Linked DNA regions of Homo sapiens: region 2 is linked to region 1. A link is a contact called in ENCODE Hi-C or POLR2A ChIA-PET data. All regions are on one chromosome and are shown on one strand. Each heading gives the region's core, a stretch centred on a gene start or an enhancer-like site at or near the end of the contact. The rest is flanking DNA. Distances are from core to core; before and after follow the strand shown. Region 1 has its middle 13 kb from the start of FYB1. Region 2 holds the start of DAB2 (DAB adaptor protein 2).

Region 1 (4,014 bases), core at 814-3,313:
TAGGAAACAATCATAAATACTTTTATATTTATAAATTAACTAAGATTCACAAATGTGTCTCCATGCCTGGATTTAAGCATTTTAAGGATCAGTAATATTTTAATAAAAACACAAATACAATTAAAAACAAAAACAGCCTTGATGAATGACCTTTTCTCATACTCTTTATGTTTCCATGAGAAATCAGCCTTCCTGACATATGTGCTGTGGTGATGGGGCAGTGAATATGGAACTAAGTGGAAGATGCTGTTTAAAGACCTAGAAATGAGCCTGGATATCATGCATGTGGCGTTCACAGTCAGTTTACTTAAAGAGTTAGCCACAGATAACAGTAAACCCCATCTAAGCTAGAGAAAGGCCAGAGCAGTGGTTCTCAAAATGTCATCCAAAGATGCCTGGGAGTCATCAAGTCCCTTTCAGGCAACGCACAATGTCAAAACTACCTACACAATAATACTACTATGTTAACTTGTCTTTTTCATTATCACTTTCTCCTGAGTTCTCAGTGGAATTTTCTAGATACTACATAATTATCTGAAAAGGCTATTAAGATATCCTTCCCTTTTCCAACTACATGTCTGTATGAGGCCATATCTTTATATACTTCAACCAAAACAATATGCCACAACAGACTGAATGCAGAGCAAACATCAGGATACAGCTGTTTTCTATTATGCCAGGCATTAAACACATTTGCAAAAATGTACAACAATTCCAAGCCTCTCACTAAAAGTTTTGTTTTAGAAAATATATTTTTCATAGAAGTTTTATGTTAATATGTAATGATTTATTGTTATTTTAAATGCATTAATAAGTAAATTAAAGTTTTCTCACTTATTACCAACGTTAACAAAAGCATTTTGGAGTCTGCCGATCATTTTTAAGCATTCAATGGTCTTGAAACCAAAGAGTTGAGAACCACTGCTCTAGAAGATGGTGAGTACAAATATAAAACAACTGGACTTGTAAGCAATGATTAACTGAAGAAAGAATAAAGCCAATAGAACTCTGTTTCTAAGCTGGCCAGGAGACACTGCTAAGGATGCTCACCATGGTTCTTCATCCAGTCAACTAATTACCCACAGCTCTTTGGGGGCTACATCTAAGTCTAACTTCCTCCTTGTAAACCAAACCGTTTATTTGCCCAGCCAAATATTTGCTAGCTCTTTCTAGTTGCATGCAAACTTTTTAAAATGAAATGTTTATGGAAGTCAGTGTGGCGATTCCTCAGGGATCTAGAACTAGAAATACCATTTGACCCAGCCATCCCATTACTGGGTATATACCCAAAGGACTCTAAATCATGCTGCTATAAAGACACATGCACACGTATGTTTCTTGCGGCATTATTCACAATAGCAAAGACTTGGAACCAACCCACATGTCCAACAATGATAGACTGGATTAAGAAAATGTGGCACATATACACCCTGGAATACTATGCAGCCATAAAAAATGATGAGTTCATGTCCTTTGTAGGGACATGGATGAAATTGGAAATCATCATTCTCAGTAAACTATCGCAAGAACAAAAAGCCAAACACTGCATATTCTCACTCATAGGTGGGAATTGAACAATGAGATCACATGGACACAGGAAGGGGAATATCACACTCTGGGGACTGTTGTGGGTTGGGGGGAGGGGGGAGGGTTAGCATTGGGAGATATACCTAATGCTAGATGACGAGTTAGTGGGTGCAGTGCACCAGCATGGCACATGTATACATATGTAACTAACCTGCACAATGTGCACATGTACCCTAAAACTTAAAGTATAATTTTTAAAAAAAGCAAAAAAAATAAATAAAAAATAAATAAATAAATAAATAAATAAAATAAATGTTTATGCTAAAATGTCACACTTACAATGGCTTTACATGAGGATTTAATTTCAATTTGAGAGGACAGCTGGGTCCGTTGTCAGCCTGAATACCATTTCTGAGACCTGCTGCACATCTGTGGGTTATTGCAAGGAGAACGGGTAGAGTGGTGCCCAGAGCAGCCCTGACTCACCTTCCTGGTAGCTTATTCATTTCTTTAGTTTCATGTGACTTATATTTCTGGGTAATATGGGCTACTGATGCCAGAAAAGTTTATATTAAATGTTCCTTTTTTGTACAAACATGCAATGTTCATTTTGATCAAAGCTGACTCCTGAAGGAGATTGGTATGCGTGTGTGTGCATGTGTAGTGTGTGTGCATGTTCTGAAACAGGTATCTTTCTGTCTTGCTCTTTCAGCCACTCTTATCTTTGGTTCAGAGAAAGTTCACCATTGTTCATTGTTCTACATTGACCTATTTCTCAAGAGCTCAGAGCTAAGGCAAACAGTTTGATGATATACAATTCATCCGTATCCCTGAAGCTTCTCTTCTGTCTTAAACATGCTTCCAGTCACTTTTTTTTAAGTCTCTTCACTATGTAAAAATGTATTATTACTTCAGTGAGTCAGTCTTACCTAGAAACCCCTTCAAAGGCATCATCCACAAGGCTGAAGTTGGCACTGTGGTCTAATGACTGAAACCCAACTAGACAGGGTGCAGCTGAGAATTGCTGATTCTGTGGGAACTTAGACTTCCCTGTCTCAGTTCTCCCCTCTGTGAAAGAGAAATAGCTCTCTGCACCTCTGTTCACCTCCCAGCCACATAAGAATTTTGAGAAATAATTAGTGTCTGAGCACCTCCTTATTAGCACTCTTTCTCCCATTGTTTGCACTAATCTCCTGGTCTCTCAGCCCACGAAATCCTACCCATTCTTCGAGTAGCATTTCAGGAGCACTCCAATGTGTAATAATTTCTTATGACTGGGCTGTTTATTTCATTCTTGAAATATATTACCCTGCAATAGTCATTGTATTATGAATTTTCCAGAAATATATCATATGTTTTTCCAAATAGCCTTGGGTTTCTTGAGAGAAGAGATTTTTTTCTTATTCAACTTTGCCATAGCACCTAACAGAAAGCTTTGTAACCCAAAAGGTACTCAGTACATTTAGAGAGAAAAGATGGCCAACCATGTATTTCGTACTTGCCATGTGCCAAGCACTGTGCCAGGTGCTTTTGAATGTGTTCCCTAATTGAATTCATGGAATTGAGGATGGAAATGGGGACATGACTTGTCCAAGGTAACACAGAAATCCCAGGGCAACAGCAGCTGAAGCTGGTGGCTACAGCTGTTTTGTTTTTTTTGTTTTTTTTTGTTTTTTTTTTTTTTGCTCTGAGCTGAGTACTTTTTTCTATTCCATCAAACTGCCTCCTGGAATAAATATGTCTTGATTAATAGCTCTTCCTGCTCATTATCTTTATTTCTTCCTCCTTGTTCTAATCAATATTAATATCATGATACAACACTTTAGTATATTTTCCTTTTTAAATAGAAAGATATTTGCACAAGATTATGCTCCATTTTTATTACGGTTGGCCTGGGACAATCAGTCATTCCATTCACTCTACTAATATATATACATGTATGTGTATATATATGTGTGTGTGTGTGTGTGTGTGTGTGTGTGTGTGTATACTGAGACAGGGAAGTCTAAGTTCTCACAGAGTCAGCAATTCTCAGCTGTACCCTGTCCAGTTGGGTTTCAGTCATTAGACCGTGATGCCAGCATCAGCCTTGTGGATAATGCCTTTGAACGGGTGTCTAGGTAAGGCCAATTCACTGAAGTAATAATACATTTTTACACAGTGATAGGACTTTTTAAAAAAGTGACTGTAAGCATGTTTAAGACAGAAGAGAAGCTGCAGGGATGTGGAAGAATATGTATACATATATACACACACACATATACAGAAATATATATACACATATTATACATATATACATATATATATGCTGTGACAAATTACCATGAATTTCATGGCCTAAAGCAACAGAAATTTATTGTCTTATAGTTCTGGAGGTCAGAAGTCTGCAATGAGCCTCTGAGGTGTGGGCAGAGTTGTGCTTCTTCTGGAGGTTCTGGCGGAGGCTCCATTTCTTTGCCTCTTCCAGCTTCCAAAGGCTGCCTGCAT
Region 2 (4,014 bases), core at 947-3,446, 190 kb before region 1:
GATTCTCCAGAGGGAAAGATGTTCATTTTAGACTTGTTGAAAAGTGAACAACTTAGATGAGACAGAGACAATGTTTCACGAGGGATAAAAAGAGTTAAATTTCTTTTCTTTTTTTTTCTTAATGTGAGCAGGACATTGAATTACTGCCAGAAGCAATATCGGTGCCCTAGAGATATAAAAATACAGTTCAAACCAGAATTCTCCACTGTCGACTCTTCAGATTTCTGTGCAAAATAAGAGGTGTCTATTTTAAGTTGTAAGTGTGAGCCCACTGCTCTTAAATGAACTGTTTTCATCAAAGTCTTCTCTTGAAACTACAACTCATAGCAGATGAAATCATTTTCTTCCTCTGGCTTCTTAGACAAATCCCTTCCATTTGGTGGGGTAGAGCAAACATAAGTTAGTATTTCTTGGTAAGAGTCTTTCAAAAAAAAAAAAAATAGAATTGAGTGAGCACTTCTTAGTCTAGAAAATATTACATATTGAGGTTAAAAGAGACACCCATGTCTTTCTAATTATCAAAGTCTCTATTTGCCTGAAGTCAGCAGCCCTTTTTCCAGCTACCTAGCCAATAGAAATGAAACTGGACTTCTAGATTTTAGAAACAAAGCCTTGTGTTCTAAAATGTACTAGAATTACATTTCTCTGCATAAATGTTATAAATAGAATACTATCCTAGGACTAAAATTTGTATACTTCCTGTCATTCACACAAAGTCATTTTTTAAAATAGCAAATTACCTCTGAGGAATATTGAAAACTGCCAGCATGGCCCTCCCTGCCTCCACACCCCTAGGTGTGTCAGGGGATGAGAAATAGTAGAGGCTGGGGAAGTAGAATTCTGGGCCAGCTGTGCTGCTCTGCACCCCTCAGTCTCCCCGAACAACGGTTGTTTCAAGCCTGACCTACTTGAGAGCAGACATTGCCACTCACATTGAGCTACCCCAAATTACACAGTGGCTTTGCAGTCGAGGCTAGGCACGGACCACAAAATATATCCTTGATGTCCCACGAGCCCTATTTGAACCCTCAGTTTCCAGAGGTAAAATGCAAATCCACTGTGTTGCTTACTCGATAAAATCAATAACCCCCTCCCATCCGAGATACAATTTAGCATTTTCACATTTACTACGTGCTGCCTCTGACTTTAAACAATTAAATTTTTTTCTTAAAAAAAGGGAAAAGAGACACGTCTTTCACAAGAGTAATTTCAGAATTCTCCAAAAAGCAACAGAGCTTCTGTGGATGTTTTACAATAATTCTTGATTTTAAAATATGGAGAAAATGAATTCTCAGCTTGTTAACACTCATTAGGATTTGCTGCGGAGTACCTTCTACCGCTCAGCACTCTACGTTAACATTTTTAAATATTTTATTTCTTGCAGTTCATGTTTTTCCTAGAGTTATAGGAAGTGCTATGGAAATTCATGCAGATAAAGTCATGTTATGTGTCTACATATAGGTGTATATACACTGTAAGGGAAGCCTGTATAGAATCTCTGATTGTATCAGAATTATAACTTATTTGATAGGCTACATAGACGTGAACATGTTTTGCTCATATCGATTTCAGAGAGAATATTATTTTTATATCCATATATATGATTATATTTCATAGGTAAATACAGTATGTTTCACATATGCACACATAGATTTCCCACTAACTTAAGCGCATTTGCATCTGCAATGAGGGAGACACTAATTTCTTCTAAGGGGAGCAAATCCAATCGCGCGATCAACTTTAGAAACTGCAGATCTGCGCAGGAACCGTTGTCCCTTGTCAGAAAAGTCAGGAGTAAAGGCAGTCCTTTGTTCAAAGGGCCCCAACGGGTTGGTTAGGATGACTCCGTGTGCCACATCACTCGCAGTGGCAATCCAGGGAACGGATCTGTGAAACGAAGCTCGGTGGATCCCACCCCTTTCCTCCAGAGCTTCCCTTTCCTGTCCTTATTTGCACCCGCCCCCCGCCCGCGTCGGTCTGGGGCTTTTGACTTCTCCCCGAACACATTTCCCCTCCCGTCGCTGGGTCCCTGCGATCGCCCCCAGCTGGTGGGGCTCGCGGAGCTCAGGGGAGCGGGGTCCTCTGCGCCGCTGCAGCGCGAGTTAATAAACAGTTAAGTTTGGAAGACTCTGCAGACACGTTGAGGGGGAGTTACCAAGCCCAGGCAGCAAAAACATCCTGGCACATTCCTGGGGAGTCCTCAGCTGCCAGCATCTGATTAGAACCATATCTCTCGCCGGGAGTGGCCGCGCGGCTCCGAAGCTCCCGGCCGGCGGCTATTTAAGCGAGGCCCGCCGCATCCGCTGCGCTGTAGCCTGGAGGCTCCGGGCGCGGGGAAGTCATGCTCGCTTCACGGAGGCAATAGCTAGCCGGTGAGTAGCTTCGAAACCCTTCTTCCCTCTGGCTCCATTTTTTTTTTAAAGATCTCCTTCTCTCCTTTGCTCCCCCTCTCTCACCCCCCCGCCCCCCGCTACCCTTCTTTGAGTACAGACCTTGGGCTGTGGGGAATCTTAGAAATGAGACCCTGTGCTTGGGGAAACCAGCAGTTTTGTGGCCTGACATCTGAGGAATGCTTCCGCGGAATGTATTTACCTTTCGAATCCGACTCCAGATGCCCAGCTTGTGACATTTAACAAACGCCTCCTTTTGTGTCGTGTGTGTGTGTGTGTGTGTGTGTGTGTGTGTGTGTGTGTGTGTGTGTGTGTAAAAGGTCTGCGGGCAGCCCTCCTAGGACACTGAGGTGGCTGCTGACCGCCTAATTAACTCCTCGAAGGGTGTTTATTTTTGCTGTGTGACAAAGGCTGGGGACCTGGCTTGTGCCCATAAGGAGCTTTTTCCTGGTGACTGACAACATATGGCATTAAAATGTGAACTTTTGTCTTACACCGGCATTCCTAAGGAAGTATCTACCCAAGGGACTTAAGAAACTTGTTTTATATCCCCCGGCGCAGGGAGCATGGTTTATATGGTGCTTGCCTGCCTGTTGTAAGCTGGTTAAAAAGATTAAGTAAGAATTCTAAAAAAGGGGGGAAAAATGAATGGGTTAAAACCGTGGAGCCTCAGTCAACATAGCGGTTTTCATAGCATAGAGCTGACTCTGTTATTTGTTTCTGCTGTCTTTCCCTCTTGACTTAATTCTGAGCCTGGAATTCTGGTCCGCAGACAGTTTCAGCAGGGAGCTGAGTCCAAAGGGAAATTCAACTGGATTAAAAACACTTAAGGAATCTGGGTGTTATCTCCACCCCAACCACCCCCCACCTTTTCCCCTTTCTTTTTAGTTTTTGTTTGGAAGGAAGAGAGCCGCTCTGTAAACCGAGAAGAGCAGAAACAAGCTTCCAGACACATGGAAAGACTTAAAAATTATGGAGGGGCGACTTCACGAATAGTAAATGTTGCTATTGCTCTATAAAGTGACTTCATGAAAAAATTTCTGGCCTTAGTCAGGCAAAGCAGGGGCATGGGGGAGAAGGAGGTAAGATATAACTAATGCAAACAGAAGTAATGGGAGTGGAAAGCAGGCATCTACAAAAAATGCCTTTGAGATGTCTGATAAGCCTCTTGGAATGGCTTTGATGAGATGTATACTTGATTGTCCTTACAGTCTTGAGGTTGGCTTCTCACACAAAAGCACCTACTGGCTGTTGGGGAGGAGGGAGCTTGCAGCTACCAAATGGCTTGTCACCATGCTTCTTACCCCAGCAGCCAGACTTTGGGAGGCTACTTTTCTCTGAGCCAGGTGCCCCGCCCACTCCAGGTTCTGTGTCTCCCCTCTTGGAAGGGAGATGGCCCTCAGTGACACTGTAAGAAAGTTTATTGCCTTGAGAATTCGGGAGTATTTGAGTACAATGGGAAAGTCTTCTAGAGAAAGCATGAAGAAGACCTAGTGGTCTTTGCCAATGTGGATTTCTGGGACAGACCACTTCTTCCAAATCCTTAGTCAGTTTCCTCCTAAGGCCAACTAAATTCTTTTTCCTGTTGTTGGTGAATAACTTCCCCCTTCTTTTCCCACTCCCA

Evidence for each region. A loop is a pair of places that touch in the nucleus more often than their neighbours do. ChIA-PET counts read pairs that join two places held with the same protein, here RNA polymerase II (POLR2A). Pooled maps may share reads with other maps.
Region 2: a loop to region 1 is called in a pooled map, with 1.8 times the contacts of the local background. The contact joins the promoter of DAB2 here to the enhancer-like site in region 1. A Hi-C loop is called at or near these places in 1 of 50 pooled maps. POLR2A ChIA-PET finds 5 or more read pairs at or near these places in 4 of 52 experiments (A549, GM12878, PC-9 and 1 more).

Annotation. Positions count from the first base shown.
Region 1 is chr5:39,230,345-39,234,358 of GRCh38, reverse strand. It overlaps a transcript of FYB1 not described here. Among named protein-coding and RNA genes, the nearest start is that of FYB1, 13 kb to the right of the region's middle. RefSeq lists a silencer at 2,058-2,352. Within about 2 kb of position 2,063, at least 4 of the 41 ENCODE cell types and tissues checked have a DNase peak (open chromatin) inside an H3K27ac peak, as active enhancers do; they include PC-9, where a contact is called at or near this core.
Region 2 is chr5:39,423,162-39,427,175 of GRCh38, reverse strand. DAB2 (DAB adaptor protein 2) reads left to right here and starts at 2,196. Exons shown (of 15, transcript NM_001343.4): 1 at 2,196-2,372.